Regions from separate parts of the Homo sapiens genome. Here all the other regions are linked to region 1. The links are chromatin loops, found by intact Hi-C in ENCODE. Cell type or tissue: heart left ventricle. All regions are shown on one strand. Links, peaks and the distances in the headings refer to the core of each region. The heading gives the core; the rest is flanking DNA.

Region 1 (10,498 bases), core at 1,718-9,717:
TTTCTAAGCCTTGGTGAGCCCTTTCTTTAAGCAGTCTCTTTGGCACCAATATTTCTTCTAAAGACTTCCTTCCAAGACCCATTCCCCTCCCAGGCAAACTCTGTGGAATTACTCTTATCTTCTCTCTGTGACTGTTTTGTCTTCTCTATTTAAAAATGTGTCTATGTTATTATAATTCCAAAAATTTTTCTGCTAGTTTTCTATTCTAAACAATAGTTATAATCTATTTTTGCAAGAAGGAAAATTACATATCAATTGTTCAATTAATGTCTTCTAAAAGGTAAAATGTTGCTTCTGTGTGTTTAATATGAATGCAGAAACAGAGAGACAGAGCCTGTCAGCAGAGGAGGTGGATCCTGCCATGGAGACAGGCAGATACCCCGGGTTATATATCGAGGTAAAATTATACACGTGCTCACCAACCGGGTAATTTCCTGTGAACAGTGGAGTCAGTATATTTACTGGAAAATCTCATTGAAAGGAAATGAGCATTATGAGCCCACTTGAATACTACATATTAAAATTCAGACTAAATAAGGAAGTAGAAAGGAAGTCACAGAGCAAAGAGTATGGAGAAGACAAAATACAGGGACCACATTTGTTGTTCTCTCTGCCTCCTGGGCACAGAATAAACAAATATTGGAATATTTGTTATTTAAAAATTATCTTCATTCTTCAGACTCCTTCCTGATCACTTTAGGTGGCAGATGATATATATGCATAACACAAAAGTAAAACATAAAAATCAAAGCCTCCTGGTATTTTTTTTAAGTGTGTTTAGGTTTTCTAAGCTAAGTCTTCTCTTTTTTGTACAAGAGACACTTCTACTTTTGTTCTTACTAGCCCATTTGTTCAAAATAGAAGGTTCTAACGACAACAGTTTTTTTAAAAGTCCCCCAGGGTTGTAAGCTCAGAGATACACAGAGCTCCAATTAGGTAGTAGCTCTTGTGAGCAGCTTAAAACCAGCATTCCAGAGTCTGGCAGTCTGCAAGGCATTTGGAAAATCAGTTCTGTATTTCCCTTAATAGCCAACCCCAATCATCCACATATGTTTATTATACGCTTTCGTACATTGTTCTAAATAACGACTTGCACATATCGTTGTTTAAAAAAATCCTGAGCACACCGTTGGTAAAAACACCACTCCAACTTCTCCACACACTTAGTCGCTTTCTTTCCCTCTTCTCCCACTTTTGGCCGCTCTGAGGCACAAAATGTTCAGTGAGCAGGACCCATCATTATTTCTCTAGGGACCCTGAACACTGGCCTTCTGTTTATAAGTTCATTTCCCAGACATTTTCTCAGAACACTCAACCGACAGTTAAACCCTATTAGTTAATTTAGTCTCCATGAATATGCTGTACACGGCCCCTTATTTTCTGGTAAAAACTAAATTAAACAAAAAATAAAAGACTTGCAAATGTTTTTCTCATAAATAAAAAGGTGTTAGCTACAAGAGTCTCTTATACAAAGGCATAGAGGCAGTTAAGAAAAAAAATTTTTTTTGAGCACTAAAGTACAATTTTGCATCCAAGTGGGGTGGAAATTTTGATGCCAGTGTATATGGGCATTATAGTTATAAATTAGGTGATTTCTCCTGGGTCCTGCCAGGCACAAAGAACATTTGGCTATGTGTGTGTCAATTTAACTGAAGTCATTACTCAGGAAACAGGCTTATGCTCCTCACTTAACATGTTCTTTTTAAAGCACTGGGATTGGCTCACTAAAAGAGCCTTTTGTAAAGTAATAAAACTTTTGCTTGTGTGAATTTTACCCTACTAACTGCTAAATTCCTTTTTTAGTGTATAGGATTTCCTCAAAGTGAAAAGCCCTCACTCTGTGATTTGATACAAAAGACATACCATGTTAAATTTCCCGTAAAATCTAATACATCGAGGAGGGAAGTAAAATCCATTATTGGGTCTTTTCCTCCTCGTGAGGTGAGAGAAAATTGCTCCCTCCTTGTAGTACCTTAACCCCTGGCTTGCCAATATTTTCTCTTCTTGTAGTAGCTGTGTCCAAAAGAATAGCTAAAAAAGCAGCAAGGCTCACTTTTTATCTTTCAATAAGCTACAATATTAAAAATTAATTATATTATTTTAACCATATATATCATGTTGCAAAGACAAAACACAAACATCTGAAATTGTATGAAATGGCCTTATGTCCAGTTTAAGCCTAAGTATAGGAGTAGCCACAGATTGGGGGTGGTTTCCCTGCTGCAGATCAGCTGAGTCCTGGCCACTCTCAGTGACATGGCCCAGAAGTTTGGAAAGGCAAGGAAGGTATGAAGGTAATTCTAATTTCGGATTGATGGAATAACTCAAACAACTAACCTATTCTAACGACTCAGCCCCAGTTCTTCCCTTTAATGACTCTGAAAGGCAAAAATTGACAATTCTACTTGACCCTATTTTGCCTGTTTTCTGTTATTCTGCTTAGTGTTAGTAACAACTAACAGCTCTAATGCTTGTCTCTCACTGTACTGAGTCATCAAGTAAGTCTGACCGGCCATCACTTAACAGGCAGTCCTATCTGCAAAGGGACAGAGTTTCTATATTTGCTTCATGCTACAAGTGACATTTTATGACAATTGTGCCTCAAAAGTGGTTTTTTTCTGAAAAAAAAAAAAACAAAAAACGAAAAATACTTCCTAGAAAAGTATTTCTCTCCTTATTCAGTATTGCACATCCCTCCTCTGAAAAGGAAAACAATTCAAATATGACAACTTTCTGAATTTGTTGGGTATTGCTTAAGAAAAAAGAAATATGTGCATATTTCTGATTATCTCCAGCATAGAATTGTTTAAGTCCTGGGGCAATATATGTGTTGGCTTACATGGCATTGAGCTCTCCCAAGGGAGACTGTACCCCATTCCTGATGAAAATATCAGCTTTCCCTTATAAGAACTGGCAGAGCTAAAAAAAACAATTCCTTTGTCTAGAGCCAATACCTTTTACCCAAGCATATTATTATCTTAGTAATCTATTTCATATAAAAACAACATTTGATCAAAATTAAGTTAGGGTGTCAGATAAGCTAGAGCCTTCAACTGTTTGGTTTTATTTTTCACAAGGTCAATTTTGACCCAAAGTTCTAGGAGATGAGTTTAAGATATGTGAATAAAAACACACACCCTTGCTGATTTTGCAAGCTTTCCAGCTACATAGACTTAGAACTTTGCTTATAGAGTTAGAAGGAGCCTTATGCATTATCTAGTTCTGTAGAGAAACTGAGGCCAAGAGAGGTCAAGGGAATTGCCAAAGGTCACAACCAAGCAGTACCAAGAGCTAACCTTTCCTGCCTGCTAGTCCAGGACTCCTCCCATTACACCATCGTATCGTTATTTAGGTCAGCATTCAATTAACAAACCATGACATTATGCACCCACCTCTATTTTCACAAATATTACAACATTCAACAAACTTATGTAAAACAAATTTTATAACTAACTAGCATTCAGGAAATATCTCCTTCTAAAGAACTATCATCTTGCAAAAAATTAGTATTTGGTAAATGAAACCAGCTATTTTTGTGACATATTATATTCCTTCAATCAAAGCTCTGAATCTAGAAGAAATTTAAGCACAAAGCTGGCAAAATAAATTAGCAGAGTGGGCCCCAATGAACATGGCAGACCTCAAGGCAGCTGTGCCAAGGGGTGGGTAAGGCAGCAGCCAATCAAGAGCACCCATCCAGGGCATGAACACAGCACAAGTGAGAGGCAGAAGTGACAAGCCCAATGTGACTGCCCAGACTGGGAAGAGCTAAAAACTCTCAAAATCGCTCGGCCAAAAGTTAGCAACAAACACAATAATGCCTGAGAACATTGTTGTTTTTGCATGGCTTCAAATTACTAGAAATTCCTGACTAATATCCCCTCTCCCACCCCTACCTTCAGGCCTTATATAATTTACTGTTAGGTAAACCACTCTGTGACATTTCAATGGCCTTTTTATATTTCAACAAAACTTATTTTTTACCATTCTCCAGGATGAATTATGAAAATGTCTAAAGGCACATGACTATCAAACATTAAAAGTCATGCTGTAGGCTGCACGCAGGGGTTCACACCTATAATCGAGCATTTTGGGAGGCCAAGGCAGGAGGATCATTTGAGTCCAGGAGTTTGAGACCAGCCTGGGCAACATAGTGAGACCCTGTCTCTACAAAAAGTACAAAACAAATTAACTGGGTTTGGTGGCTCACATCTGTGGTCTCAGCTACTTGGGAGGCTGAGGCAGGAGGATCACTGGAGCCCAGGAGGTTGAGGCTGCAGTGAGCTGTGATTGTGCCACTGTACTCCAGCCTGGGCAGCAGAGCAAGATCCTCTCTCCAAAACAGTCATGCTGTAGTTGAAGACACTGCCCCAGTTCAACTCGTATGGCCTTTCCCCAACTATTCACAAGCTCTTGCGTGCATGCATGCACACACACACACAGACACACACACATTCCCCCAAATATGTGGGATGCTACACATAGCTGTATAAACCAAATTGGGAAAAATTGGGGAAGGCAGTTTGCATCCGTGCAGTATAGAATCCCCTAGACAGACCAGACTATACAAGTAAATTGATTGATTACCGGGGTTACCAAGCACCAACTGAGGCCAAGGCATCATCAAATCCTCAGGGGAACTGAGTTCTCTTTTTTTAAATGGACCTAATTACTAAGCCACCTAATAAATACCACACTGATACTTTTAAAGGAAAACTATGCCAATTCTCAAATGTCCAAGGGAATCTCTCAATCCCAGGAAATACTGACTGGCTGGCACTAATAGTTGACTGGCTGGCACTCCCTCATTTCCTACCACAGAATGGGCAGAGCCCAATACCCAGACCCCTCCAGAGACCCGAGGAAGGAAATTCAAGTTCAACCCTCTCATTGTGAAGATGGGACAACAGACAGACCACGGGGCAAATGTAAGAAGTCCTGGTTCAGGTTGTTCAACCTTTGATCTTTCTATCTGTGACAGAAATCATGGCTGAAACAAAACTGAATTAGAATCTTCATAGTAATTCTGCAGTCTTGCAAATATTTTCCCAACTTTATCAATGTGCCCTCTGCTTTCTGTGAATAATTACAATGAAAAACACAGACCTTCACCATACCACAAAGTTTGTAGTACTTTCCCTTTCCAAATTCTGGGGTTTAAGTGTCCCTACTGTGTGTTCTTAGCCCACCCTGCTTTTCTCATGATAGAACTGTTCAAACTGTGTTTAAATTGCCAATGTCTGCATTCCCATTAAACCATACCTCCACGAGGGCAGGGACCATGTCTGTCTCATTCACCATTTTGTCCCCTGGCATACACATTACACTAGTTCACTAAGATTATTAAGTCATTCAATAAATATTTATTGAAGACTTACTATGTGCCAGGCTGTGTTCTGTGTGCTAGAAATACAGCACAAAGCAAACCAGAGAGTCTGAAATACCATGGAGATTATACTGTAATGGAAGTGTTAGATGTCATTTAGTTGCCTGTCTTGGGTCCCTTTTACATGGCCAACACTTCTGCTCCCAGTTTCTATGCATGTTGGCTCCCATCTGTCCCATTCGAAAGAGAATTGACCTCAGTGCAAGGGCATTGCCTCAGCCAGGAAGTCGCAATGCCCCGAACTCAGCACACAGCCAACGACTGAAAGGAGGGTACAAAGAGTGGGCCTCTTGCTTCCAGATGCAATTAGTGCACCGGAAAAATTCTTTCTCATGGCTAGACCTCCCTGGAAGCACACCCTTGCCCGGCTGCTTCACTCACACTATCCTGCATCATTCCCTCCCTTTACAGGTTTTCCTGAAGAGCATTCCCTCAATATGCACCTGAATTCTTCTCTCAGGTTCTGTTTCTAGGAAATCCAACCTAAGACAGAAGGAAAGACAACAATAAGCCAGCAAACGTGTAAAGGTATATACCATGTTAGATGGAGATTATGGCTTTGGAGAATAATAAAGCAGGAGAAAAGGGAAGGAGTATTTTGGGGAGATAGAGTTCTCATTGAAAAAAAGTGGCCAGAGAAAGTTTTCCCAATAAGGTAGTATCAGTAGGATCTAAGGAAAGTGAAGGTGCAAGCAGTGTGGAAGTCAGGGGGATGGACATCCCAGCCAGAGGAACCTCAAATGCTAAAGAGCGAGAGGGAGGCTGCTGCAGCTGGAATAAGTAGCCAGGTGGATGGAGGTGGGCGGGGTGTGGTCATAAGTAGACGGTTGGATGATGGTATTGAAAAGGAGGGTCTTGGCCGGGCGCAGTGACTCACACCTGTAATCCCAGCACTTTGGGAGGCCAAGGTGGGCAGATCACAAGGCCAGGAGTTCCAGACCAGCCTGACCAACATGGTGAAACTCTGTCTGTACTAAAAATACAAAAAAAAAAAAAAAAAAAAAAATTAGTAGGGCGTGGTGGTGCGCGCCTGTAATCCCAGCTACTCAGGAGGCTGAGGCAGGAGAATCATTTGAATCTGGGAGGCAGAGGTTGCAATGACCCGAGATTGCGCCATTACACTCCAGCCTGGGTGACAGAGCGAGACTCTGTCTCAAAAGGAAAAAAAAAAAGGAAAAAAAAGGGTCTCCTTCTTCCTGCTGCAAAGTGATTGAAGTACCAGAACATTAAAACAAGAGCAAGAACTGGATATGAAAAAAGTCATCTCATAAAGACTGAGTATCTTGTAGAGACAGTGTAGATGAGAAAGTGTATATGTGAACTTTATGATTTTTTAAGGGTATAAAACTTCTTAGTAGAAATTGACAGATAGAGGAGGATAGTAGTACAGTTCTCTATTTCCTTTCCATATTTTTTCATGAAGGCTTTCCCCTGCATCTTTTATGCACATCCCTCTTTCCATGTGTCTTCTGTCCATCCTAATTTACATGTGACTTCCTTGTATCAATTTTGAATTATTATTCTGTGAGTTCATACATTAATTTGGTCACTTTGGTAATATTAATGTAAACTATTGCACAGCCATATTTATTGGAAGGAACTGAATTATACATTTTTCTTCCCTTTCCTCCCCTCCCCTCCCCTTTCCTCCTTTTCCTCGCCTCCTCCTTTTTTTCTTCTCTTTCCTCTTCTATTCTTCTCTTTTACTCTTCTCTTGCATGTGGGAGGTAGCTGCTTTCATAAACCAATATACATTCGTGCTGCACTAGCCTGGTGATTGCCGGTCCCTCTCTGCTGGGTGCCTGATGCCAGGCTGGAGAGTAGCTACCACCCAACTGACAGACTGAAAAGCAAACTAGAACCTACAGAGTGATGCCCCAAAATATATATTAGCTACAGTCTGGGGTTGCTTTGCTTATCATTGCTCTATGATATAGACAGAATTCTTTTCTACCTCTCTTTGGATAATAGCACTCACGTGAAGAGACAGGTGCCCTCCTGTAGATTACACAGCATATATGTCACACTTCTAATAATAACAATGGTCAAAAGGGTGATTTTTCTTCATGCTTGGCACTGTGCTGAACAATTTAGATGTATTATCTCATTGAATCTTTACAATCTGTGAGGTGGGTATTATAATTCCCATTTTATAGATGAGAAAACTGAGGCACTGAGGTAAAATTACTTCCCCAGGGTCACTCATCTATTAAATGGCACATTTGGGAATGCATCTAAGATTGAATGAGACCAGAACTGAAGCTCTTGAACTCCACTACACCACTTCCCTAGTTACAGTAATTCACATTGTTTTTTTTGCTTCCATTTCCATCTACCCACCTCCCACCATTGCTCTATGAATTTCCTGAGAATAGAGACTGTATTTATTCACCTGTGTCTGCCAAGCACATGGTTAGGAGTCCGATAAAGTAAACAATTGTTTTCCCCACCTGAATTCTAAACCAAATGAGGGACAAGATGAAAGAGTAAGACAGATATTGATTAAAATATCAGCTTTATTACCAAGGATGACTGTGCTGCAGGAGGCGGCTCAGTGTGAAGAACTACGGGTTTCCTGATGTTGAAGCTCAGAATTAGCCACACTGACCTTCTCAGTCATGCATGATGCCAGGAAAATCACAGGCTTCCATTCTACAGTGAAGGGCTTGGAGGAGCAGGCAATAATCTGTGGAAAGAGGAAGGGGCTGAGACACACCTGGCTGACCAGCCTCTTATCTCAGTATTATTAGGTGGGAGTGCCTGGAGGGTGAAACTAGTGGAGGTCTTTTCACGTGGAAATAGGAAGCTCAGGCCAAGGAGGTTCAGACCGCCTTCCCTAATCTTAGTACCTGGAACTAAATGTTCTTGAATTAATTAAGCAGGAGGGTTATAGTAAGAATAAGAGTTAGCTTTATAATAAGCTGTGCAATGTAACACAATAAATCAGCACTCTGAAAGCTGAGAGCCCAAATCCAGAGCATATTTGGGGAGAGAACTCAGGTTTCTTAATTTCCTTCTCAACTGCATAATCCACTGGTATACAGAAATCTGCCCCTCTTTTAAGCTCAGGTTTTTATTTAGGGTTGGATTGGGCTGGTTGGGGAGCCAGGACAACCTGACATGTTTTCTGGGTCCTGGGGGAAGGGGTGCACACCTAAGCCCCAGCTAGCTTTGAAGGACATCACTGAGAAGAGGATCCCTTGTGAGAACCAGAATGTAGTGCTGGCTGGGCATTGGGCATACCTGTGACACTTTGTGGCCCGGTGGCAGGGCACAGCCCTCAGCTCTAGAGGAGAAAACAAGAGAGCAAATCTGAAGTGTAGAGTTCCACCAGCTGCCCAGAATGCTTCACCTTCCCATCAGAAGACATCAAATCATGCCCAAGTCCTCCCAAAGCACCAAGATGTTTACAAAATCTCAGAATCTGCTCAATCTCATCCAACTAATTCTTCTTCCCTCATCAACTCATTGAATTCATTTGTGTCAATATTTTACTTTGGAGAGGTGGGAAAACACCAGAACCTCTAAACCCGCCAGCCAAAACACTAGAGCATAGCCATGAACAGAATTTGAGTCTTCTTGGACAGACAGTCTATACTCAAAGAAAATAATCTTTTTGCTTAAATTGTCTAAATTGGCCCTTCTAGCTCTAAGTATGTTGAATGTTGACCTTCCAAATTGCTCTGGCTCTACTGATCCAGGGGTGTTATATTCTGTTGTCAAATAAGAAGTATGGAATGAACACAATCTCAGGAATAAAAAATGGCTTCCTTTCATCTGGAACTCAAGGGTGATAGCCTAGCCTAGCTCTATTACTTGATGTACAGACATCTGATTGAAAGGGCTAACCAAGACTGTCTTATCAATCAGCTATTTACTTCCATAAACATTACTTTACAGATTTTATCCTATCCAAAAATGCTGAAGATGTAATCAGGATCAAAACAAAAACCCCCACCTGTACATTAATCATTCTAATACAGTCTGAGCCTCTGCTTCGCAGCATAGTAGTAAGAGGTTCTGTCAATGGCTTCATCCATCTGTTCTGGTTTGCTTTGCACAGATAAAATCAGTAACCAAGAATCAGAGATTTTACTAGTGGCCCCAGCTCTCTCACAAATAACCCAGTGAGGATCAGGAAAAAAATAGACCAAGGATGACTCAGAAAAATCCATTGTCTATGGGAAAGACATCAGAATAGATACAAACGACAGTAACATTAGTTTAGAAGGAGCATAAGTCTATAAAATGTTATCTCCGGAGCTGAGTTGTTCAAACAAAAAGATAAAATCTTGAAATAATGGTTAAATTTGTATAATCTACTGTGGAAAGTTCCAACCCCAATTGTGATATCATCCAAAGCCAAGTTAAATCAGGCGCAGTGGGAATGATGCTATCTCTGCCCCTGGTTCCAACTAGATGAACACACCACCTCCAAAAGCACTAGTGCCCAAGCCAGTTGCCAACCAGATATTATCTCTAAAATCATAGGACAAGAGCAAAGCTGTTGTTCTGCTCACCTTCAGCAAGATAATAAATATCAGAAAGTAGTGTGTGTAGCTCATGGGATTCAATTTCACATGCCTGTTAAATTCAGAGAAATAAGGGTAACTGACGGCATTCTATTTGGCTAAAACAGATTAAATTATTTTCCCTGGAACAAACTGCCGAACTCAGGTATTATGATTTTGAGGATATAAAAAAGAATTGATGTAAGAACAAGTGCTAGTTAATGAAAAAGCAACAACTCTACTGCTAGAAAATAGTTTAACATTTCCACTTCACCAAACTCTCCATACTATCTTTCTTATGATCACTGACCAAAGTGCTTTTCAGAGGTACATAGTTATCAAAATCATCAGTTGTCAAAATAGTTACTTTTGCATCCATTATTCAGATTAACTAATGATATTGTTAAATATTTTTTGTAATCCTTTAAACTAGTTAACTATGAGGTGTGAAAAATTACAACTGAAAACTATCAGAGAGAGTTACCTATTTTCAAGAATGTTACCATAAAATTAACTATGTTTTGAAAAAAATTTTATTTTAAAAACATAGCAGCATCTTCCAGCACATATGAAGCTTGAAAGTTACCACTTTGACCTAACA
Region 2 (10,498 bases), core at 1,664-9,663, 160 kb after region 1:
GAAAACCATATGGAAGTTGCTCAAAAAAATAAAAATAGAGCTACCACATGATCCAGAAATCCCACTTCTGGGTATTTTACCTTTGAGAAATTTAGGAGTGCTAATATATTGTTTGTTTGTTTTTGAGACAGAGTTTCGCTCTTGTTGCCCAGGCTGGAGTGCAATGGTGCAATCTTGGCTCACCACAACCTCCGCCTCCCGGGTTCAAGCAGTTCTCATGCCTCGGCCTCCCAAGTAGCTGGGATTACAGGAATGAGCCACCATGCCCAGCTAATTTTGTATTTTTAATAGAGACGGAGTTTCTCCATGTTGGTCAGGCTGGTCTCGAACTCCCGAGCTCAGGGGGTCTGACCACCTCAGCCTCCCAAAGTGCTGGGATTACAGGTGTGAGCAACCATGCCTGGCCAATATATCCTTGAGATCCTAATTTCACTTCTTTTGGCTGGGTATTTTTGCCAAAAGAATTGAAATTAGGATTTCAAAGATATATTAGCACGCCTATGTTCACTGCAGCACTATTCACAATACCCATGATGTGGAAACAGCCTAAATGTTTATTGACAGATGAATGGATAAAGAAAATGTGGTATATATACACAATGGAAAACTATTCAATCTATAAATAAAGGAAATTCAACAATGTGAAACAACATGGGTAAGCCTTAAAGATATTATGCTCAGTGAAATAAGCCAGCCACAGAAAAACAAACACTGCATGATTCCATTTATATGAGGTATCTAAAAATAGTCAAATTCATAGAATCAGAGAGCAGAATTGTGGTGCCAAGGACTGGGGGTTGTGGGAAATAGGGAGTTACTAATCAATGGGCATGAAGTGTCAGTCAAGCATGATGAATAAGCTCTAGAAATCTGCTGTACAATATTTTACTTATCGTCAACAGTAATGTATTGCACACACTTAAAAATGTTTTAAGAGGGTAGTTCTCATATTAAGTGTTCTTACCATGATAAAATAAAATGAAAATGAAAGAAAGATAAATCAATTCAGTGAATAAATTAACAAGTACTCTTGAGTCCCCATGGGTGAAGCCAAGGACACATATAGATTGGGGTTTTGTTGTCACGGGGCATTTTGACTTGTATATGTGTTTACCTACTCAATATGTGTTACAGTATATGCTATTTCTCATTTCCTACATTTCTATTCCAATGACTTCATGGTAAGCTTCTGACGAAATGGCGTGGCTATGCTAGTGAAGATAATATTCCTTGAAACTACTTACTTGATATTGCAATAATTTCTCCCTACAAACATGCTAACTATAGCTCCTGAATGTATAAGAAACCATGAGGTTTTTTTATTATGTATGTGTGCATGTGTATAAACATTTCATGTAGAACTTGGAAGCTATAATTTCTAAATTCATTAACATGGTGGCTGCCCAGCTATAGTAAATTATATGCCTTCTTCCTCTTCGGGCCAAGCCCACAATGGTATGTGCTACATGATCGTTAGTGCCCCTCTCACCATAGCTCTTTGATCCAAAGTGACCCACATTGGCTCAATCAGACTTTCTCCTAGAAGAATTGGGAATCTGCTGCTAAAAGACCCAGCACCCCTAGAGCTGAGTCATTTGACATGGTCTGTACATTTCCATGGCATCTCACGTTCCCAAGACCTACCTATTCAACTCTTTCTTAGATCCTATGAGAGTCTTCCAGATCATTTTAATAAATTCCCTATTTTTAAGGTCACTTTCTGTGACTTCTCACCAAAAGAAACTCTTTAACTAACGTAGCAGCAGTGTTATAGAAAACTATCAGTATTATACTTTCCTTATTGGTTCAAATTTCTCAAAGGTAAAGGAAGACAATACACCTTGAAGTCCCACTTTAATGATTTTCTTAGGTACCATGCTGTTGGATCTAACAAAACTGTAGAAGAAGAAAGTAGACTGAAGGAACTACAGGATCTTTCATGCCAATAGAGCAATTCTATATATATATATCCGTAACATACAACCTAGTCCTAAGTGAAAAGCCTATGATGCAGTTCATCAGGTTCTTCCAGCAGTGGCCAGCCATGCTTTGAATACCAACCATTTTCTCAGAATCCTTTCTAGATTGAGAAACAATATATACTGTCATGTGTCCCTTAATGACAGGGATATATGGTAATAAGTGCTTTGTTAGGCAATCTTGTCATTGTAAGAACATCATAGAGCATATTTACACAAATATAGATGGTATGGCCTACTATACACCTATGCTACATGGTATGGCCTATTGCTTCTAGGTTTTAAATCTGTACAGCATGTTACTGTATTGAATACTGTAGGCAATTGTAACACAATGCTAATGATTTGTGTATCTAAACAGATATAAACATAGAAAAAGTATAGTAAAAGAAATCTAAAAGATTAAAAATGGAAGCCGGGGGCAGTAGCTCACACCTGTAATCCCAGCATTTTGGGAGGCCAAGGCGGGTGGATCACAAGGTCAGGAGATCGAGACTATCCTGGCTAACACAGTGAAACCCCATCTCTACTAAAAATACAAAAAAAATTAGCCGGGCATGGTGGCGCATGCCTGTAGTCCCAGCTACTTGGGAGGCTGAGGCAGGAGAATGGTATGTACCCGGGAGGCTGAGCTTGCAGTGAGCTGAGATGGCGCCACTGCACTCCAGCTTGGGAGACACAGCCAGACTCCGTCTCAGAAATAAATAAATAAATAAATAAAATAAGTAAAATAAAGATTAAAAATGGTACACCTGTATAGGGCATTTACCATGAATGGCGCTTGCAGGACTAGAAGTTACTCTGGGTAAGTCAGTGAGTGAACATGAAGGCCTAGGACATTACTGCACACCACTGTAGACTTCATAAACACTGTACACCTAGGCTACACTAAATTTATTAAACAACAGTTTTCCTTTTTCAATAATAAGTTAACTTTAGCTAACTGTAACATTTTTACTTTTTAATTGTTTTAACTTTTTGACTTGTAATAACACTTAGCTTAAAACACAAACATATTACATACCTATACAAAAATATTTTTTATTTACATTCTCATTCTATAAGCTTTTTTCTATTTTAAATTTTTTAACTTATTAAACTTTTTTGTTAAAAACTAAGCACAAACACACACATTAGCCCATGCCTACACAGGGACAGGATCATCAATATCCCTGTCTTCCAGCTCCACACCTTATCCCCTGGAGAGTCTTCAGGGGAATAACACGCATGGAGTTGTCACCTTCTATGTTAACAATGCCTTCTTCTGGAATACCTCCTGAGGACCTGCCTGAGACTGTTTTACAGCTAACTTTTTTTAAATAAGCAGGAGTACATCCTAAAATAACAATAAAAAGTATAGTTTACTAAATATATAATCCAGTAACATAGTTGCTTATTATCATTATAAAGTATTATGCACTATATGTAATCGCATTGCTATACTTTTATACAACTGTAGCACAGTAGGTTTGTTTATACCAGCATCACCACAAACACATGAGTAATGCATTACATTATGATGTTACCACCACTAGGCCACAGGAATTTTTTAGCTCCATTATAATCTAAAAGACCACCATCATATAATATGCAGACTGACTTTAACTGAAACATTATTATGTAGCACGACTCTCTCTCTCTCTCTCTCTCTCTCTCTATATATATATATATATATGTATATTTTGTTTTGTTTTGTTTTTGTATTTGTTTTTGTTTTTTTTGAGACAGTCTCGCTCTGTTGCCCAGGCTGGAGTGCAATGGTGCAATCTTGGCTCACTGCAACCTCCGCCTCCTAGTTCAAGCAATTCTCATGCCTCAGCCTCCCAAGTAGCTGAGATTACAGGCACCCACAAGCACACCTGGCTAATTTTTTGTAGAGATGGGGTTTCACTATGTTGGCCAGGCTAGTCCTGAACTCCTGAACTCAGGTATTTCACCTGCCTTGGCCTCCCAAAGTGCTGGGATTACAGGCATGAGCCACTGCACCCAGCAGCACATGACTATATATTTTATATTGCATATATATATAATATATATATATGTATATATATATATTATATATATATGTATATATATATAATATATATATATGTATATATATATATTATATATATATGTATATATATATATACATGCAAACTTGATTTTATAATTTAATCACAGTAGTAAGCCAATAAGAAATGTTTCTAAATTCTGGAGTATAAAAGTCTCTAATAATGTATTATTCTACCATATATGCAGTTTATACTTTTATGTTACTGATGCTAAAGGATCTTTTAAGTGTCCTTAAAACTGACCTTTTTGCATCATATATCAAAATCCCTAGTTAGTTGAAATAATCTTACTAACAACCAATGTTTAAGGATAACTTTCAGTATCTGATATTTATTGATACAAACACAAGAAGAAAAATTTTATTTCTGCATGTATGAGTGAATATTTTATTTTTTAAAAAACCCATTAAACGCCTGTAAATCCCAGCACTTTGCGAGGCCAAGGCAGGTGAATTACCTGAGGTCAGGAGTTCGAGACCAGCATGGCCAACATGGTGAAACCCCGTCTCTACTAAAAATACAAAAATTTGCCAGGCATGGTGGTGCATGTCTGTAATCCCAGCTGCTGGGGAGGCTGAGGCAGGAGAATCGCTTGATCCCAGGAGGCAGAGGAGGCAGAGGCTGCAGTGAGCCAAGATCACACCACTGCATTCCAGCTTGGGCGACAGAGTGAAACTCCATCTCAAAAACATAAAATTAAATTAAAATTAAATAAAATAAAGTAAAATAATAAATAATAACTCATGAAAATCTTTCCTCTATTTATTTTTAATAAATATGCAAGTAAGAAGACATTGAAGTTTTATTAGATGTTTCCTTTGGTATTTTTGTTTTGATTTGAAAATGCTTAAGATACTTAGAAAATTATCGAATCGTACACTGCAGCAGAAAGTAGTAAAAGTAACTTAAACTTGCAAGTCTTGTGTGTTATCAGTGGCACCAAATGTATCCATGAAACTGCTCTGCTCAGGATGATGGACAAAGGAACTCATCTTCACCATCAGCACCGGATTCTTCCCCAGCCTCCACTGAGCATACCTGTTGGCAATCCTCCTGATTTCTATAGCAAATGAATTTTTAACAATATCCCATAAGGATTTGCAGTAGAATATACAAGTAGCCAAAATTTTCAACAAAGCCTTTGTAGATAAAAGTGAGTCTCTGGGTTAATGGTAAGAGTCCCATGAAAGGAAATTTGCCATGGACTTCCCAAAAATGAGACTGCTCTTTTCCACTAAGAGAGACTAATAATGGCCTTTGAAACATTAACTATTTACTTAAATTTAGAGAAATCGGTGTTACCAAAAACTTTCAGCAAATAAAATTGAATCTACTTCAGAGAACAGTGGTACTGGCTGAAAACCATAGTTTACATTCCATCTTCAAAGTGAGATAATGCAGGAATGCCAAAAATTCAGCAGAGCCTTCTCAAGTAACAATCTTGTCCTGAAGAAACCATTGGGATTTTGAGCTGTGGAATTTTCCATCCATTTATCCTCTCATTATCTATCTTTTTTGCTTCAAATGTCAATTGACTCCTCTCACTCATAGTTGTACAAATTACAGGGCTTTTTTTTAATTGTCATAAAACATATACATTATTCATCTATTCAGTTTCATCTGAAGAGAATCCAACAAAGAAGAAATTTTATTTTCCAATAAAATATTAAAGCTGCTTTACCCCACAAGAGACAGAGCAGAAATTCCATCCATGATCTATGTAAGTACAAAACTTTTTGCCTATCAGAGCATGTGTGAATTTAATTTTATGAAAATGTAGACCTGTTTTTTCCTGTTATGCTTCATAGTACTTGTGTATGAATATGTAACAATTTCAATGTTTTTATTAGTTTGTGAAGCCTTGGTACCATGATGACAACAAGAACATCCTGTGCTTTTCCTAGCAAATATTGACTTAGAAGGACACTGTTGATATTTGTGCTGCATCCTTAATGGAAAGCACGTACATATTACAAGATTTGTTTCCCTCTAATGTAAATACAGTGGAGCAGAAAATTCAAGTGGTGATTATACACACGTCATTACCTTTGCCTCTGGGTTATGGATTGAACTAGAACCCAGGTTAAGGTCATCATGACCCCCCCCCACCCCGCCCCTTATCGGGCACTTCTATCACTAATGAAAAGAGGGTGTGCCAAGCTCAACACACACACACATCTTTCTAATTAACAGAATCCCGCTCTGATTCATAAAAGTCCTATCTAAAAGGGAGGGAGAAATGATGTTAGCATTGATACAGAGGTACATGTCAGCTCAGTGCACAAACATAGGTAAATTATGTAAGGATAAATCTTTCTCTTTTCCAGGAGACAGTTCACCACTCTCCCTCTGTAAAAGGATTGTGGGAGACACATAGGTAGTAAGGAGAAACCTCCATCTATCTCCCAACGAACCTCTGTGTCCCCATGTTCCACCCAACTCTCCATGATTGAATAATTAAGCCCTTAAGTAGTTACCATATGTCCTTAAATAGTTACAATCAACCTCAAATGAAAACACTCAGCAAAAAAAAGATGTGGGATCAATGCTCTTGGTCCAAAGATAAAAGATACATTATGAAAAACATAGGAATGACTTTATAAACAAAACAGAACTTTCTCAACAATCTTATTAACCAATACTCTTTCATCGTAAGTGATCACGGTTATTTGGCGTCAGAAGCAAAATATGGAGAGATCTTTCTGCAGACAAGTGGAGACAAGGCACAATAAAGGGAGAGTTAGGTGTGTAAAGAAAGTGATGAAATGGACATACTTTAGTGTTTAATTCATAAGGAAGAAAATACATCAACTAGAGCAGAGATTTAACCCCTTCTGGGTGGAATGTCAAATACACATATAAACAATTATTTCTGTTCCTTTCAGCATCAATGCACTCGATATAGTTTGAACTTTTATCTCAGTACTTGGGTTTGTTTCAAGGCTTGGTAAATATGCACCTCATAAGATAGTTTTATATATGAAAAGTTACAAATTCCAATGTCTGTAACTATTTGAAAAGCTCATTGATTCCGAGTCAAGGAAGTTACAATTTCTGATGATTCCATTTCAAACCGTACCCAAACCTACCATTAAACTCACATATGGGCAGAATTTCTGGGACTCACACTTTATGGGGGGTGAGAAGGGTGGTCCTGAACTAGCTGATATTAAACGGCCCTACATTCAAATACAGTGAACCCAGACCACATTCCAACAGCATTACCCAAGTGGTGAGGCTGAACTCTTCTGCAGATGCTTGTACACAAGACTTCATGTTTATTTTGTGACGTCACCTTCCTCTTTCCCCATTTCAAGTTGACCTTGTGTCGATTTTAACCTGGTTTTGTCTGTATAAACATGTTGGGATAAAGGAAAGAACTGTAGGATTTTTGGACCTCATATTCCTTAGTGGAGGACTTTGTATTACCTTTGATAAACGGGTTTGCTAAAACAAATATTTTAAGAAGTGGGAGAGAGAAAAGAGGGAGAGCAGGAGTGGTTATTTAGTTTCCTTGTTTTTCCCCAAGTTAAAAAGTCTTGAAGGACTAGCTCATCTTATGTTTATATACAAATAAAACTGATAAAAATGTGTGACTTTTGTTTATCCCTGGAAATCGAGCAAGGCAGGGAAGGAAGGGAACTGAGTGTGACAGGACAGCCTAGGTCCACAGAGCATAAGAAGGATGTGAGAGGATGTGATAAATTGGTAACCATGTAGAACTAGAGCAAACCCTCAAGGTCAACCACTTCAACCCAATTGTTTTAGAGTTGAAAACTGAGGTTCAAGGAGAATCTTTGCCCCAAAACAAATAACTGAACTACTAGAGTTATTATATAAAAATGATCATTGTAAACATTTTTAATAAGAACAACAAAAATCGAAATGTAACTTATCGGCCATTTGCTAACTGTGTTACGTGGAGCAAGTTACTTAAGCTTTCTGTGCCTCAGTCTCAACATCTGCAAAATTGAGATAATAATGGTGTCTATTCATAGGCTTGCCGGAAAGATCAAATCAGTTAATACCTGTAAAGTGTCTAGAACAGAACCTGGAAACAATCAGTGTTTGATAAATATCAATTGTTTATTATCATTATTATTATTATTACTACCACTACTACTGATTTCAGACAAGCCTTTCTCAAGTAAGTGAGATTTTGTTGATGAACTGGAAAACTCAATCCATTGTGGATTGGAATGTTGCCGTGACATGAACATCAGCTTTTAAGGATACACTAGGGCAGAGTCCAGCATCAGCTTAGAGCCAAACAAAGGAGGGAAGTAGGGACAGTCTTATCTCCATGACTAATACTCATTTTTAAAAATACTTAAATATCAATTTTCATGTTGCATTTTTAAAAACTCCAAGAATGGAATTGAAAACCCAATCTTTTTTAAGTCTGTTTCAATTTTTAGAAACCTTGACCAAGCCACTCTCTCTTACTTGGTAGTTTCCATATATAGCATAAATAACAATCTTAGCCAGGTGTGGTGGCTTGTGCCTGTAGTCTCAGCTACTTGGGAGGTTGAAGTGGGAGGATCAATTGGGCCCGAGAGGTCAAGTCTGCAGTGAGCCATGATCATGCCACTGCACTCCAACCTGGGCAACAGAGTGAGACCCTGTCTCAAAAAATTAATTAATTAATTAAATAACAATCTTTACCTGAATTGTAAAGATTAAATGTACCTGAAAGCATTTCTGGGTTATAAATTTTGCAGAGAATTGTACATTCTTTAAAGACACCATGCATTACAATTATAAAATATTTATCTTACCTTGAGATCACTGGGGGGCAAAATGTCATTTTTGTTTTTTTCCAAGGGCTTAGCATTGACCATGGAAATAGCATATGTAATCAGAATATTCACGGAAAATCTGTTCAAAAGAAAGAACTCCGAGCCGGGAATTGGAGGTCTGGGTTCTAGCCCCAGTTTTCTCATGGACACCTTCATATAGCTCTGGGCAAGTCATTTAGACTTCTTGGCACCATTTCCTTTACTGTAAAACACAGGGTGCATTAGCTGATCTCTTCCCCTCTAGTTCTATAATTCTAAATGTCATGCATATGTTTGCATGAATCCATGAGTCACTAAAACCTAGTCAATTTCAGAAAATTATTTAATAAACAAAATGTCTCATAAGCAGTTCAAGAGATCTTGGAACTGACTTTCAAATCATTGCATAATTGTGTTCAGGCAAAGACTTCAAACCCAGGAAGAACATCTTGGAATCGTTTCACCATTCTGCAGTGGAGAAAGGCTGTGAATTCACATATTCACACTCATTTAAACATCTCTCATTAATCTCTGAGGGCACTTAATAAAGATAAAAGGGTATTGCCTCTTTCAAAATGAAATAAAAGTATAAGAGCATGCTATATTTCTATAACATTCTCAGCATCTCAAAATGCTGTGATAACAATGTTACCTTTTTTTTTATTTCTCTCACTTCTGATTTGATCAATGTAACAACTTTGTGAAAGAGGCTAGACCCAGGAATTATTGTACTCATATTACAAATAAATATCCTGGGGACTAAATAAAATAACTTGCTTCCCACTTAGAGCTGCTGGTCCTCACACTTGGATCTCCTAACTCAGATGACACCTGACCCAGCCTGGGAGTGACCTCTGCGTTGCAGCTCATATGCACATCGACCATGTGCCTGCCTCACTGCTATAAGTAAGATCAGTCCCTAGTAAGGCCTGGCGAAGCTCCCCGTCAGAAACAAAAAGTCCTCCTTTTATTTTCCACCCCAAGTCACTGTCTGGGAACCTCTACAGAACTGAAGGGGTGTGGCCCTTTTGAAGGACTTCCATGAACAAAAAGGTTCCCAGATAAGAACAATAGACTTATTGATGACCAAATCTGAACCTGCTTACCATGCTCTGTGGTTTCTCCCTGTAAACGTTTTTCCCATAATCCAGTGGCTGCTTTGGAAGAGTTGTCCAGAACACTTTCATCAGGGCTATTTTTTCACCCTATGATTCTGGCCATCATCCAGTTTATTTTTTGAAAAAGAGCAGCCAGGAGTAAATCACATCCCAGAGGAAAAAAAAAATCCTACAAGGTTCAAAACATTTTATATTCATGGGAATAATTAGGAAAATTCTAGAATTATACCTGTTAGCCAATTAAGGAGTGACCAACTTCAAATCACAAATACAGGTTCCTGAAAACAACATGTAATTTTATGTAACTGACTTACCAGCCTGGGGATAGAAACAAGGCCATGATGCATTTGAAGGGCCTGCCCAGGGCTTGGTTGGTAACTAGAATCCAGCAGAGCTGCTGGGCTTGGAAGGAAAGGATTGCACAGAGATTAACTCCACCGAAACATGCCTGTTTTTGCATAATATTTATGTTTCCGCCCTCATAATGGCTTCATTTCATTTATTCTCCAAACCAAATGGCAGAGACAGCTACTCTTTGTGGTACACATGGTTACATTGCTCCTTTTGCC
Region 3 (10,498 bases), core at 841-8,840, 120 kb after region 1:
AAGCGACCTTTAAAAATACCAACATTATGATTCAGTAATAGGATAGCAATTACTTTTGACTGGAGTTTAACAAAATTTTACCTTATTCTTAGTTCTTGTGTTGATGGGCTGTTCAAATGAGTTAATAATATCCTGAAAATGTTCAATAGGAATATACAAATAATAGCACTTATGCATAATCCTATCTAAATTATCCAAGACTTAGATCATTGCATTCCCTGATGCTAATAGGTCTTCCTGGCTTTGAGTTATAGTTTAAAAAACAAACATCTGAAATGCAGACACAAGAAAATATCTGCTTGAGGTTCTTGCAAGCTATAGAGACACAGCTTCTACACAGTCCTCTTTGTAGGGTACTCTCAAGCACTAGGACATGCCAGAGACACGAGATGGTCAAAACTGTGCACCATTGCCCCTGTGATCACTCTCTATGCACTCCCTCCCACCAATCCATAGATTTCACGGTGACCAAGGCCATCTCTCAATAATACAAATGTGGTCAGGCCCCTTCCTTGGTTAGAACCTCCCTATTGCTTACAGAATCAAGTCCTAAATCCCTAAAGAAGAGGGTCTTCCACAGTGTTTCGGCCTGAGTTTCAGCCTCAACCCCCATGCAAACTCTTTGTTACGCCCGCAACCTTTGCTCAGGGATATGGTTTGGCTCTGTGTCTCCACTCAAATCTCATGTTCAATTGTAATCCCCAGTGTTGGAGGTGGGGCCTAGTGGGAGGTGATTGGATCACGGGGGCGGTTTCTCATGGTTTAACACCATCCCCCCTTGGTGCTGTCATCACAATAGGGAGTTCCAGTGAGATCTGGTTGTTTAAAAGCATGTAGCACCCCCTCCATGCTCATGGTCCTGCTCCTGCCATGTAAGACGCCTCACTTCCCCTTTGCCTTCTGCTATGATTGTAAGTTTCTCAACACCTCCTCAGAAGCTGAGCAGATGCTGCCTTGCTTCCTGTACAGCCTGCAGAATCATAAGCCAATTAAACCTCTTTTCTTTATAAATTACCCAGTCTCAGGTATTTCTTTATAGCATTGTGAGAACAGACTAATACAACCGGGCTACCTCTCAGTCAGTGCCCTTTGCCCAGGCTGTCTCTCAGCCTACAGTGGCTTCTCATCTGGGTAAACATTTCTATTTATGTTTTAAGAAAAAAATTCAGACATCACCATCTCGAGATGGCTCCCTGTGACCCTGCTACACACACATTCTCCTCTGGGATCCTCCCCTTCTCGCTGCCTGCTCCAACTGTGACACTTCTTACATACTGCCGTTAGTACCTGTTGACAGGGCTGCCTCTCTCCCACAGTCAGAACTTCCAGAAGCCCAATTATTTCTTCCCTGGCCCTTAACAAAGTGCTTCACACACAGTAGATTCTCAATAAATATTTGTCGAATAAAGAAATGAATGAAATAGGTAAAATTTGTCTGTAGCCTTCCGCTCATCATCAGCTGCCTTTTCTCAGCCTTCCCTCCCTCCTCCCACCAATGTGCCGACCACTGTCAATTCCCTGTCTCCAGCCCTAGCTGTCCAGTTTTGTCCTAATCATCAACATGAAATGCTGCTCCCAGGAAAGTTTTTGATAAACTCACAAGGCTGACTCTCACACAGGGTTTTTACAATTTACTAGGTGACAAAATCATAAGCCAAAATAATAGATCTCTGATTGTCGGATTTCTTTAGCCTTGTAAGAGGCCCTGTCACAGTCCCTCTGCTCACACTTTGGCATTTTGTGTAGGGCTGCCTTTTCATGATTGTTAGAAGTGCCAGAATCTCTATAAACCCTTGGCTGTATGATCTGGGGCCCTAGTAAATCCGTCTGCTTCAAACTGAACGGTCCAGCCAATCTCCAAGAACTGCCAAAGTATTGAAGCTGCTTGAAAAAAATATATCTGGTTTTCTAATAAGGCTTCACATTTGAAAGATAAGGAAGCCTTTACCTACTAAATGATTTAAACTCAGCAGATGTAATTTAAACACTGATTGATTTTATCTTTCTTATTTGGTTAACTATTTAACATGCAGTTGTTAATATTTCCTAATGGGGTAAGAAAGAAATCATTAAAACCCTAATAGGAACTGAGCAAAGAATTCTTTCCAGTAGTCTTTCAGAAGATAACCAGTCAAACGGTGACAGTAAAAAAAAGATGATATCAGAAAAGTAACAGAGTTCAATAAATATTCAGCTCAGTTTCCTACGAATTCTGCAAGCTCCCTCTGAGTGTTTTGTAAGAGACCTTTTTAGGAAGATAAAGGATAGATGGTGAGTTCTATCGTGCCTACACATCAGAAGAAGGAGTGACCCACTTGGGAGTGACACACACTGCCCAATTTTCTTACGTGTAGGATGAAATAACTTGTGTTTAAAACATATAAACAGAATTCTGTCTGCCCAGCTACCCTCATGACAGAATGGCCCCGTGAATCCCAATACAAGCCACCTCTTCCCCTACCCAATTGAAACAGAGTATGATTCAAGAAAACAATGCTATATAAATTTTAATAGCTATCAGACATTTGGGCCACCAGAAAAGCCCACTTAAGCCATCTGATTATAATATATGTTATACTAGATTATGTATTGGTTTGGAATGGAAAATGGTTCTGAGTTCCAACTCAGCCTCTTGAGTTTGTCTACACACCCCTTTGAGTGAGGATAAGATTCCTTTGCTTCCTGACTTCCCCATCTCCCCAGAGTGGAACAAAGGTCTGGCAGCTGAGACATATTTCCTGAGATATTTAGTGCTGGAAGAAAGATAGGGAGCCTTCTAGTCCAATTCTCTGATGCAGTGTAGTAAAAATTAAAAGAGCTCATGCATGTATTGCCTGTAGCACAATAACTAGCATACACTAAGCCCTCAATAAAAGTTGCTATTAATAGTACCAATAGTAATATCTCAGAGCTGTGTAGTGGAACTGCAACCTGTCTGTCTAGACGCTCAAACTTTGTAATAAACCCAGTGGCCTCCCACTATGAAAGGACTACCTAGAGGGTGAGGCTTTGAAAAACTGCTTTAGAAGAGCCAATTATTTCCAAGCAATTTATTTTATTGTAAATCCCACCATTTTTATGCTCAGATAGTCCAGTTTAACAGTATCAACAGATAAAGTCTGATTTATTTTAGATTCCCAAATTATTTTCCCATTTCCTTTAATAAAAGGAGTCCAGACATACAAAGCAAATGTGCTAAAGAAAATCCCTAAATGATTACTTTCATTAAAATTGTGTTTACTTGAAAATTAGACAATAAACCTTCATATCTCAGGGCTCCAGACGTACAATTTGACAATAACCAGCACCTACAGATATATTTCAGCAAATACACTCCCACAAGATGCTTCAGGCTTTACAAAATGCCATGGCTGCTGGGAAACAACTTGGAACCATTGACCTTCTAAGCCTTATCCAAGAACAAGGGAAAACAAAATGAGGAAATTACTCCAACCCACAACACAAGAGCAGTAAAATATTTTCCTGCTTCCTGCCTAAAGCAATGGAGGACCTATCCAACATAGTTACTTTTACTTTACTCAGTCACTAAATAAATTGAATGGTTCGAGTCTACCAAACCAGAAAAGTCAAGTGTGGCTTCATAATCTCTCTGCCTAAAGGACATCATTATTGCCTGAAATGAATAAAACACTGACATTTAAATTTAAGTGGCAATAATAATAACAATAATAATGATAATGGCCAGGATTACAGGGAGGGATTTTGTTGGGGGAGAAAGGGTTTCACAGTCAAAATAAGTTTCAAAAACTCTTATTCAAACAGTTAAATCGATAAAATTGGCCACGTTTCTTTACCACAGTATACTCCAAGGCTTCAGTTCCCTAATGTGAATTATTGCTCCAGGAAAATAAAATACTACGTAACAATTTGCAAACATTTCTTTGCAGAGAATCAGATGGAGCTGATATTTCCTATAGCCCATTTTGGAATACTCTTAGATTATAGTCAGGTATTGTAAAGCACCTTCTAATATCAAAGTAACCATACGTATGGAGTACATTCTTACATTAGATCTTTAATATCTACCAGTTATATAATCTTAAAATATATATTGCTAACCATTGTCTATAGAAATTGAATTCACATTAATAGTGAAAAGAAAATTCACCATTTCTTATCTGAAAGATTATAGCTTGTTTACCACATACATTTAATTATTATTAAAGGTTTTCAATATTTGGCATGAAGAAAATAAACATTTTTTCCTTCTTCAGGTCACTGCAATTAAAGTTGACCTTGCTGAGCTAATGTAAGCATCAGTATAGATTTGTAAATGTATTTTTAAGTTATTTTCTCATGAAAGTGCCTATCTACTTATTATAGAAAATTTAGCAAATGCAGAAAAGATTTTTTAAACAAAATAGTAACTGATCACTAATAATTTCACAGCCCAGAAATAAACCTTGGTATGCTTCCTTTCACAGTTTTTTCTTTTAACTTTTTCACAAACTGAGCATTTTCCCTTGACATTAAAAACTATATAGATTTGAAAGCATATTATCCATGGCTAAACATGGTGGATGAAATCATGTGTTCATCTTCTTTGTCTCCTATTAAAAAGCGAAAAGTTACAAAGAGAATTTAAGAGTAGGCAATGTCATTTTTTTTTTTCAAGATGAAAAGTAGATGAAAGCATGGTGATTGCCTTAGTAGAACAGAAAAAGCTGAAACTCAGTCTCTACAGCTGGGGATTTTATCTAGATACAAAAAATTCACTCCAGAATCTTCTCCAAAGAGTTCCACAGAAAGTGGAGATGAGATATGGAGCAGAAAAGGACTGGCTTCAAATCTGCATAGGATTAGATGCCCAAGCCCCACTGACTATTCCTTCTCACCCCCTAAAACATAGATTGTTCATTCTTTGGATAAAATAAACCAGAGAACCTCCTAGCCATGGAATTGCCCAGCCCAGCAAAGGTCAAGAGAGAGGCTAACGATGACCCATGAGACTAAAACTGGGAGGTTGAGTGAAAGTCTGTAAATAAAAAGATGAGACCCCACCACACACACCCCGCCCCCATCAGAACACTGGCAACTAAGCTGATACCTGCAAGGTAACAAATTGGAGAATCCTTCTATGAATAAACAAAACTAAATAAACCCACATACTTAAAAAGCCATTTTTACTAATATTTGTGGCCCAACTAACAGAAAAGCTAACTCTCTGTCCTATTGTTATGGGATCTTTGGGGCAGCACTTTTCTGGCTGGAAACCTCTGTGCAGCTGCTACAGCAGAGTGGGCAGCTCCAAGTACCAGCATGGGCACCGGCTCTCTGTCAGGCTACAGCTGGACCAGACAAACCACAAGCAGCTTCCACGGCTGGCACCAGGGAACATGGTGGCACCTGGAAGCTTGGAGACACCAGGGTCCCAAGGAAGGGGTCACAGCACTGGCTCGGGAGCCCCCAGGACTGGGCACCCCAAAGGGCCACAGCTCTTCTCTCCTTCTCTTCACCTGCAACATGCCAAGCAAGGGGCATGTCTCAGCCCTGTTTGTGTTATAGCTCTTTTAACCTCACCACTCCTGAGTTCTTGTCCTGCAACCAGGAAGAATGAGTTACACAGAGAAGTAGAAGGTGAGCAAGAGAAAGAGGAGCTTTATTGAGCAACAGAACAGCTCAGAGGGGAACCACAGTGGGTAGCTCCTTTCCACAGCCAGGGTCTCCCAACGAGTGTTCATCTCCTAGAAGAGAGGGTAGCTCCTCTCTGCAGATGGTCATCCTGTCGTCTCTCTGTCATCTGCTCTGCTCTACTCTGGCTGAGCCCAGGGCTTTTATGGGCCTCAGAGGAGTGCCTGCCAATTAGTCCATGGGTGGCCATGGGAGGTCCCAGAAAAGGCACCACAAGTCCCCACTCCAGTCTGTGGGACTGGCAGCCCAGTCCCCAGCCTTCAGGCCCTCCCAGGCCTGAAGGTGGGGCCTCACTGGGGACCTGCCCTGTTCCATCCAGGAGGCTGTCTGCTTCCTGCCACTGTCCATGGCACCCAGGCTGCTCACACCAATGGGCACCTGCAAGCCAGCTCCCAGCCACCTTCAGTGACCCCCTCGATTTCCCTGCCCTCAGGCTTGTCAGCGGTCAAAGTCCAGAGGGGGCCAAGACAGCAGGGGGCTGTTGTGTCAGCACTTCCCTGAGCACACGCCCACCTAGCTAGACTGTTACAGTGCCCAGGCTCAGCCCCAACCACTCTCCAAGATCTGAGAGGGCGCTGGGAGTGGGGAGAGGCCAGGCAGTGGGAGCAGGCACCTCAGGGCCTGCAAGGGCAAGGTGGGGGCCTTCCTGGGCCCCCAACAGTGCAAAAAGGCCCAGTCCACAGCCAGGACTTGGGAGGCTGCAACAACCCAGAGGTGGGGGGCTGCAGGGGATGGGGGGAAGGCTCCTGCCTGATCCCAGCCCCCTCCAGCTCAGTGGGCATGCAGCCACAGCCACAGCCCCTAACAGCCTGGGGTGGGCACTCCAGGTGCTCACTGTGCCCTGGCCAGCATTGGGGGCAGGGGCCACATTGCCATGAGCTCCCTGATTCCCGCAGCATTCAGGGGTGGCCCAGGGCTTAGCGGATTGCAGCCCTGGCCCAGCCATTGGGAGTGTCAGGCTCGGCAGTCACCCAGTGGGGGGTGGACCCTGGGGATACAGACCTGGGTGGCCTTGAACAGAGCCTCCTCCCGAGATACAGGAACCCGGCGCCCTCCACGGGGTGGGCACAGTGGCTGCACCATTGGCCAGGTCCCCAAAGCAGGTACCACTCCCACTTCCCACCCTGGGCCTCCAAAGCATGACCCCAGTTCCACACACGAGGGCCGACTCTCACACTCCATGTGCAAGTATGGCACCGCCCCGGGCCCACCTCCACCTCAGGGCCCCCGTCTGCCCAACCACACTTCTCCCCTGCCACGCTGCTCCCCCACAAGCAGGCAACCCAGCTGAGCCCCATAGCAGTAGCCTCCAGTGCTGTGGGCTGCAGGACGGCTGTCCACCACCTCCCCGTGCCCTCCCTGCAGCCACTGGTGTGATAGCAGTGGCCTCTCCAGGCAGCCTGCAGCTGCCATCACTATCATCTACAATAATACTCTGAACTTAGTTCCCAGCCAGCTTTATGGTGCCTCACTCTTAACTATACATGGAGAGACAAAAACTCCAGACATAGAAGGAAAGCTTGAAATGTAAAAAAGAAATAGACATTAAAAACTAGAACTTAACAGAATCCCAGATATTTCAGGAAAAAGGATGAAACATAAAAATAAAACCATGATAAACATCAACATATATACATAAGAAAAGATACTGCAACCACGAAATGAAAAACAGAATCTGTGTAAGGGGACACAGGGAGTGAGGGAAAAAAAACTCAGAGATGTTTTTTATTTATTATGAAAATTTTACAATACTACAGGAAACAAATCAATAGAAGTTTGGAATGTAATGAGCTACTTCCCAGAGCGTGAAACAAAAAGACAAAAAAATGGGAAATGGAAAGAAAAGGAAATAAAATTAGAAGGTTAAGCTAAGAAGTTCGATACCTGACTAGTAGGATTGCTAGAAAAAGAAATGAGAAAACAGGACAAAGAATGTGTATGAGAATAATAATTATATTTTTAAATATATATTTTTTTATTAAATAGACTATTTTCCAGAACAGCTTTAGGTTCACAGTAAAATTGAGCAGAGAATACAGAGATTTCCCATATATTCCCTCCTCCCCTATACACACACATACGCACTCCCTTACTATCAACGTTCCCCCAGCAGAGTGGTACATTTGTTACAATCAATGAACCTACATTGTCACCCAAGGTCCATAGTTTATATTAGGGTTTATCCTTGGTCCTATACATTCTATGGGTTTTGAAAAATGTATGATATGAATTCATTATGATAGCAACATACAGAGTAGTTTCACTGCCCTAAAAATCCTCTCTTTTCTGTCTATTCATCCCATGCTCCCCACTAACCCCTTGAAACCACTGATCGTATTACTATCTCCATAGTTTTGCCTTTTACAGAATGCCATATAGTTAGAATCATACAGTATGTAGCCTTTTCAGATTGGCTTCTTTCATTTGGTAATATGCATCTAAGATTCCTCCATGTCTTTTCATGGTTTGATAGCTCATTTCATCTTAGCACTCAACAATATTGCATTGTCTAGATGTACCACATTTTATTTACCTATTCACCGACTAAAAGATATCTTGGTTGCTTCCAAGTGTTGGCAATTATGAATGAACCTTCTACAAACATCTCTATGCAGAGTTTTGTGTGGACATAAATTTTCAACTACTTTGGGCAAATACCAAGGACAGTGACTGCCAGATTGTATAGTAAAAGTATGTTTTGTTTACTAAGAAACTGCCAAACTGCCCTCCAAAGTGGCTGCACCATTTTGTGTTCCCACCAGCAATGAATGAGAGTTCCTGTTGCTCCACATCCTTACCAGCATTTGGTGTTGTCAGTGTTCTGGATTTCGAACATTTAAATAAGCGTGTAGTGGTATCTGTTGTTTTAACTTGCATTTCTCTGATGACATATGATGTGCTGCCTCACTTCACATGCATATTTGCCATCTGTATATCTTCTTTGATGAGGTGTCTGTTAAGTTCTTTGGCCCATTTTTTAGCTGAGGTGTTTGTTTTTTATTGCTGAGTTTAAAATATATCTGTATATTTTGAATAACAGTACTTTATCAAAGATGTATTTTGCAAATATTTTCTCCCAGTCTGTGACTTGTCTTCTCATTTTCTTAGCAGTGCAGAAGTTTTTAATTTTACTAAAATCCAGCTTACCAATTCCTTCATTTATAGATCATGCCATTGGTGGTGTATATATAAAAAAAAAAATTGTTGCCAAACCCAAGGTCATGTAGATTGCCTCCTGTGTTAATCTTCTAGGAGTTTTAGAGTTTTGCATTTTACTTTTAGGTCTGTGATCTCTTTTGAGTTTATTTTGTGAAGGGTGTAAGAACTGTGTCTAGATTCATTTTTTTTTTTTTTTGCATATTGATGTTCATGGTTCCAGCATCATTTGTTGAAAAGACTATCTTTGCTCTACTGTATTGCCTTTGCTCTTGTCAAAGATTGGTTGACTGTATTATGTGGGTCTATTTCTGGGCTCTCTATATGAACATGGAATCTCTCTCCACTTATTTAGTTCTTCTGTGATTTCTTTCACCAGAGTTTTAGTTTTCTTCATAGAGCTTTTGTTCATATTTTGTTAGATTTATATCTAAGTATTTCATTTCCTTGCATGCGAATGTAAATAGTATTGTGTTTTTATTTTAAATTCCATCTGTTTATTGCTAGTATATACGAAAGCAATTGACTTTTGAATATTAAGCTTGCATCATGCAACCTTACTATCATCACTCAGTTCCAGGATTTTTTTTATTTTTATTTTTATTTTTTGCTGATTCTTTCAGATTTCCTTCACAGACAATCATATCATCTGTGAGCAATCTTTTATTTATTCCTGATCAATCCATATATCTTTTATTTCATTTTCTTCTTTTATTGCATTAGCCAGGACTTCAAATATGATATTGAGAAAAGCAGTGGTGAGAAGGAATATCCGTGCCTTGTTCTTGATCTCAGTGGGAAAGCTTAAGTTTCTCAGCATGAAGTATGGCATTAGCTGTAGGGATTTTGCAGGTATTTTTTATCAAGTTGAGGAAGTTCTCCTTCTCTTCCTAGTTTTATGAGAGTTTTTATCATGAATGGCTGTTGGATTTTGTCAAATGCTTTTTATGAATCTATTGACATAATTATGCAATTTTTCTTCCTTAGTGTGTTGATGTGGCAGTATTCCATACAATTCCTGGAGAAAAGTTGTATTCATACATTGCATTCTGTAGCAGTACTACCTGCTGGGTTGTCTACCTGTCTCCTGGTTAACTGCTTTTGCTAAGAAGCCCAGCTCTCTCTGTACCCAGGAACACCCAAAGGCATTTTGTTATCTAACCCATTATCAGAACAAAACTTCTACTATTATAGATTCAGTTGGTAAATAATACTCTCCCACACAAGACTTTAGACAAAAGGGCTAGCACTCTCTTTTATAGCTTCCCTGGTGTCCTAAGCCACAGAGCAGCCCCTGATTTTGCCCTCATTCAATTTTTAAGTGCTTCTAAACTTACTAGGCCAGAGTAGAAAAAGGACGGTAAGTAGTTTCCATTCCTCTACCAAAACCAGTCAATTAGTAGAGCTTACTAGAGCACTACGTTGAAAGAATTCTGAGACCTGGTCTAGGCTCTGTGGAAAAGAGGGCATATCATGAACCTGCAAGAGATTATCTTTTTATATGCAGCAATTCTCAATTTGATTTAACTATGATACCCTCTTTTCAAAGAACTTATCTTGGGAGTAGTTTTTACAGAATACAGTTTAGAAAATGATGTGCCTCACATTGTACACTGCTCCATGTCTCAATAAGCTCATCCCTGGAGTCACAAAGGAACATGGCACATTGTGTAGCAATTCATACAGTTGG

Evidence for each region. A loop is a pair of places that touch in the nucleus more often than their neighbours do. Peaks named below come from ENCODE experiments on the same cell type or tissue, not always from the same donor. Only the 100,000 strongest peaks of a DNase experiment are listed, where the experiment ranks them.
Region 2: a loop joins it to region 1, with 2.4 times the contacts of the local background. A loop is called at or near these places in 12 of 110 quality-filtered maps.
Region 3: a loop joins it to region 1, with 2.1 times the contacts of the local background. A loop is called at or near these places in 17 of 110 quality-filtered maps.

Annotation. Positions count from the first base shown.
Region 1 is chr12:46,649,964-46,660,461 of GRCh38, reverse strand. SLC38A4-AS1 (SLC38A4 antisense RNA 1) reads right to left here. Exons shown (of 4, transcript NR_125380.1): 4 at 7,883-8,072. Among named protein-coding and RNA genes, the nearest start is that of SLC38A4, 170 kb to the left of the region's middle. In heart left ventricle, for the core only: no CTCF peak of the experiment used is centred there; no DNase peak of the experiment used is centred there; H3K27ac peaks cover 971 bases.
Region 2 is chr12:46,489,527-46,500,024 of GRCh38, reverse strand. All of the region lies in intron 3 of SLC38A4-AS1 (SLC38A4 antisense RNA 1), which reads right to left. It overlaps LOC124902923 (a long non-coding RNA gene), which reads left to right and starts at 5,555. Exons shown (of 2, transcript XR_007063284.1): 1 at 5,555-5,753. RefSeq lists a silencer at 9,745-10,039. In heart left ventricle, for the core only: no CTCF peak of the experiment used is centred there; no DNase peak of the experiment used is centred there; H3K27ac peaks cover 4,415 bases.
Region 3 is chr12:46,526,863-46,537,360 of GRCh38, reverse strand. The region is part of intron 3 of SLC38A4-AS1 (SLC38A4 antisense RNA 1); the gene reads right to left. Among named protein-coding and RNA genes, the nearest start is that of SLC38A4-AS1, 150 kb to the right of the region's middle. In heart left ventricle, for the core only: no CTCF peak of the experiment used is centred there; a DNase peak (open chromatin) is centred at 5,331; H3K27ac peaks cover 1,802 bases.